Regions from separate parts of the Homo sapiens genome. Here region 1 is linked to region 2. A link is an interaction called in ENCODE POLR2A ChIA-PET data of the cell type or tissue named here. Cell type or tissue: MCF 10A. All regions are shown on one strand.

Region 1 (2,500 bases), 440 kb after region 2:
GGCTGAGGTGGGAGGATTGATTGAGCCTGGGGGCAGAGGTTGCAGAGGGCCAAGATTGTGTCACTGCACTCCAGCCCGAGTAACAGACTGAGAACTTGTCTCAAAACATTAAAACAACAACAAAAACAAAATCACCTTAATAATAAATTAGTTTTTCTTAGTTTCTAAAGGAAATTCAGGCTTTCATTTTGACTCAAAATGATGATACATAAAATTCTTATAAATTATTATTTGGAAGCCAACAAGGAGGGTAATGACATAAATTATAAAAGTTCAAGTGGATGCCTGAAAAATATTTTTGTAACTCAGGAGATAATTGTTTACATATTGTGCAACTATATTGTTATTGTTACTGCAACTCAGGCTTTTAGAAGGAAGTTTTACATGGAAAAAATTATTTCCTACCTCCGAGTTGGTGACCAACCAATGAATTTAGAGATTAATTTCAGTATAATCTTTCAGCTGATTACTTTTAATTAAGTAGTAAAAGGAAACTACAAACAGATGAGATATGCTTTTTTTTTTTTTTGGTGTATGATTGGCAAGGGACAAAAAAACAAATTATGCTGAGTAATTGCATGGTGCATGTTTCAGCAAAGCATAAGGAGACACCAGGAAATAAATTACAGGTAAAGCTAATCAATACAAGGGCAGGGAGTTTTGAAGAAGACAGCAAAAGAAAGATTTTGTTAAAAGCGAATATGAGGAAAGTTATAAATGTGTATATTGTTAATAGCTCAAATGCCCAAATACATTTTAAGTAATGCCCTTAATTAAATGTAAATAGCAAACTTAGTAGTTACGTCAACTTCTTTCTTAGTAACATGTTTAAAGCAGATTACAAATCTCTTAGTAACAATGTAGCCGCAGTCCTTCTTGAAAAAAAAAAATTGCTTCTCTTCAGTTGGTTCTGAAAGACAATATATTTCTAGAAATGAAATTTGCTACCAATGAGGTCTTATTTTGTAGGTGAATTATGTGACTTTTAACTTGCAGTATGCTTGTTGAAAGTACATTTAATTTTCCAAAGGAAAGTTCTCCACAAGGTTAAACAAAAGGTTTAACAAAAGTTTGAAAGTCCTGCTAAAGATTTCCTAAGAGCTCTCATCTTGCTCGCTTCCATTTTACTTCTGCTTCTCTGTGGTCACTATTACTGTGCAGGAAGCAATTTTGCAAGCATTTATATGGCTGTGAGCCATGCATGAGTCAATTAGATTGCCTATTTTTTAAATCTCTCTAACAGTTTATAGAACAGACTAACCCCTTCACTCGCACTGCATCTGACTTGGATTCTGCCCTTTTGAGGAAGAATACATTAGACCAAAAAAAAAAAAAAAAAAAGGCATCTCACTGAGATGAGGACAGAAAGTATCAAACTCTTCTTCCTCTTCTCCCTTTAAAAATGCTCCACAAGGCCAGATGTGGTGGCTCATGCCTGCAATCCCAGCACTTTGGGAGGTCGAGGATCACTTGAGTCCAGGAGGTCGAGACTAGCCTGGGCAGTATAGTGAGACCCTGTCTCTAAACAGCAACAACAACAAAAACAAAAAAACAAAAGCTATACAAACTCCTCCTGAGAGTTATTTGAAATGCACATACAATGCTCAGATAACAGCAATTCTTTAGTAACAGGGTCTAACAGATCATTGTCAGCCCCCTATTCTTCCAGATTTGTTTATTTTAGGATAACTTAGCTGCATTGCAAATAACTTTCCATAAGAGATCCCCCTTCCATGAATGCAGGTCTGTATAGATAGAAGAGAAAGTGCTGTAATATAACAGCCTGTTCAGTATCCGTCTAGGCCAGTATTTAAGCTAAATATAATGGACTAATAAAAATGGGTAATACAAAAACAGGAGGTAGAATAATTTTTTTTTCTTTTTTTTGAGATGGAGTCTCACTCTTTGCCCAGGCTGGAGTGCAGTGGTGCGATCTCAGCTCACTGCAAGCTCCGCCTCGCCGGTTCACGCCATTCTTCTGCCTCAGCCTCCCGAGTAGCTGGGACTACAGGCGCCTGCCACCACGCCCGGCTAATTTTTTGTATTTTTAGTGCAGACAGGTTTCACCGTGTTAGCCAGAATGGTCTTGATTTCCTGACCTCGTGATCCGCCCGCCTCGGCCTTCCAAAGTGCTGGGATTACAGGCGTGAGCCACTGCGCCTGGCTGAATAAAAATATTTTTAATATCCTTTGGGGGCAGCAGTTTTGCCTTCCTTCCTTTTTTAGTTCCTTCCTTCTGCCTTTCATTTCTATTTGTTGATGTGGCTAATATTAGCATTAGTTTGCATTCCCTGAGCACAGAGCAGATGCCTAGGTCACTTGTGATGAGAAGTGAACTAATAATGTGCTGAAAAAATTTCATTTGGAATGTCTGCCTCATATGTTTTCATCGTAAGAACTTACTTGCCTGCCTTGATAACTGGATGCTATTTTGTTCTACATATGCCATCTCTTTTGGGCCTTCAGCAATTGATGTTGACTATTTAGCTACATAGGAGCA
Region 2 (2,500 bases):
AAATTAGCCGGGCATGGTGGCAGGCACCTGTAGTCCCAGCTACTCAGGAGGCTGAGGCAGGAGAATTCCTTGAACCTGGGAGGCGGAGGTTGCAGTGAGCCGAGATCGTGCCATTGCACTCTAGCCTGGGTGACAAGAGTGAGACTCCATCTCAAAAAAAAAAAAAAAAATTAGCCTGGCATGGTGTCGTGGGCTTCATACATGCAGTTCTCAGGGAGGCTGAGGCAGGTGGGATCGCTTGAGCCCAAGTCGAGGCTGCAGTGAGCCGTTACTGTGCCACTGCACACCAGCCAGGGCTACACAGCAAGATCCTTCCTGTCACAAAAGAAAGAAGTGTGGGAACCATGAATCCTAGTGATAGAATCTTGGATTCTATCTCTAGAGGCGTCCAAGAGCGAGCCAAAGCTTTGTCTGAACACTCAGTCTGACTAAGTCTAGCAGAATATTTTACAATTTCTGATGATTCTTGCACTCTGATACACAGGAAGAAAGTGTGCAAGGAGAGGGCGAAGCCCTGCATTTTTTGGAGGTGCTGGAGGGCAGTGTAGGGACTGCACCCTCCTTTTTTTTTTATTTGAGACAGGGTCTCACTCGTCCAGACTAGAGTGCAGTGGCCCAGTCTCAGCTCACCACAACCTCCGCCTCCCAGGCTCAAGGGATTCTCCCGCCTCAGCCTCTCGAGTAGCTGGGATTACAGTCGCACGCCACTACCACCCGGCTAATTTTTGTATTTCTAGTAGAGACGGGGTTTCACCATGTTGGCCATGTTGGCCAGGCTGGTCTCGAACTCCTAACCTCAAATGATCCACCCGCCTCTGCTTCCCAAAGTGCTGGGATTACAGGCGTGAACCACCGCGCCCGGCCCCACCCTCCTTCTTTACATTGGCTCATATGGAAGACCAAAGGCACTTGGATTATACATCGCAGACAGAAGCAGCCAAAACCTACATGGCAACCAGTTGCGACAAATTTCCAAGGTAAACCACAACCGCTGGGGGCCTGGGTGGTTTTCAGCTCAAAGCGATGACCCCAGGAACGACAAGCGGCCGCCGCTAGGGGGCGCCGCCACTTCCCTGCCAGGCGACCACCCGCGGAGGCGCGCGCGCTAGGCCTCCCACCGCGCCTGCGCTGAGGATGGACACTAGCTCGCCTTTCCTCGACGCCCAGCCGTCCGGGCCGGGGTGAAAAACTGCGTGACACGCAGTGAGCGTGGCGGCCATCTTCGTCTTCTGGGCACGTCAGCTGAGCCGGTTAGGGCTGAAGAGGAGCGTTGCGCAAGCGCACCCAAGACGGTCACAGGTAACTCCCATCTGACGAGCGAGGCGTCGCCGTCGTCGCCGGAAGTTTGGTGTTTGCGCCGCGGGGGAGGCGGCGGCCGCAGCAGAAGCAGCTGAGTGTCTCCTGATACCCGGATGTGAGGCGATCCGCTGGCGCTAGTCTGACCCTCCGCCAGGCAAAAGGAAGGTACGCGAGCGTCCCTGACGGTCCCCGCCGCCTGTGTCTTCACCTCTCTTTTGCCAGCCCCTTCAGGGAGCGGACAGTTCTCCCTCTTCCTGTTCCACCCTCGGTGGCGTGTTGCCTCGCACGCCCCTTCCTACTGCTCCGGTCCCAGCTCTTCGCGCCCCTGGGAGGGAGGTGGGAGGCTCTAGGCTCCAAGACGCCGTCGCTTGAGGTAGGCAGCTAACGTGCTCGCGTGTCCGCGCACCACCTGCCGCTGTTTGCTGGGCGGTCGAAGTTCATAAGGGGTCGTGACCGCCGACGGGGCAGGGCCGGAGTTCCCAGCACTGCCGCGAGGGCTCCGGGAGCCCCGAGGTGGCGCGCAGCCATTGCTAGCACCGGGGCAGCGCCAGTGCTGGTCCCGCAGGTAGCTCCGGGCCCCGTCTCCGCCCCCTGCGTTTTCTCTTCCCGGCGCTTCACCGGAGCCAGTCCCTCGCCGCCTCCTGGCGCAACCCGCTGACCCGGCCTGAGCCTGGAGGCCTCTGCAGTTTGCGGGGCGCGATGTGGGGTCTTGGTTTTACAGCCTTCAGTTTGGGAGGGGAGCGGGCCCAAGGTCATAGAGTAACTCATGCTGCAAATGGGGGTCTCGGCACAGGTAGGGCGGCTCTGGAGTAGAAATGAGTGCATTGAGGGCCGCAGTGAAGTTTATAGCGATGGAGAGAGGCGAACCAAAGAGAATTGGGTCCTCGATTTTTATCACGGGTTAAGATTATTTTACTATGGGGGTTTATTTTGCACAGGCAGAATGGGATAGCAAGTCCAACAATTCGAAGACTACCTCCTCTCCCTCCGCCTCTCAATGATGCGTCCGAAAATCCGGCGTGTGCTTTATTTTCCGGGGCGATGGGGACGCAGCGGGGACCAGGGGAGGGAGGAAGAGGAGGAGGAAGGAGCTCAAGCTTTGCGATTTGAGAAGTACTATGAACCATGTTTTCTGTAGTCTTAGCTGCAATGAGATTCCTTTAAACAGGAATCGCAGCACACAGTATCTAGATAGTATTAC

Evidence for each region. Peaks named below come from ENCODE experiments on the same cell type or tissue, not always from the same donor. Only the 100,000 strongest peaks of a DNase experiment are listed, where the experiment ranks them.
Region 1: POLR2A ChIA-PET joins it to region 2 with 10 read pairs; 3 of 35 experiments call an interaction of 5 or more read pairs at or near these places.

Annotation. Positions count from the first base shown.
Region 1 is chr18:21,162,777-21,165,276 of GRCh38, reverse strand. The region is part of intron 2 of LOC107985161 (a long non-coding RNA gene); the gene reads left to right. Among named protein-coding and RNA genes, the nearest start is that of ROCK1, 52 kb to the right of the region's middle. In MCF 10A, no CTCF peak of the experiment used is centred here; a DNase peak (open chromatin) is centred at 1,176.
Region 2 is chr18:21,599,587-21,602,086 of GRCh38, reverse strand. It overlaps ESCO1 (establishment of sister chromatid cohesion N-acetyltransferase 1), which reads left to right and starts at 1,383. Exons shown (of 12, transcript NM_052911.3): 1 at 1,383-1,464. RefSeq lists an enhancer at 1,158-1,677. In MCF 10A, a CTCF peak has its summit at 1,035 (motif pointing right); DNase peaks (open chromatin) are centred at 1,236 and 1,876.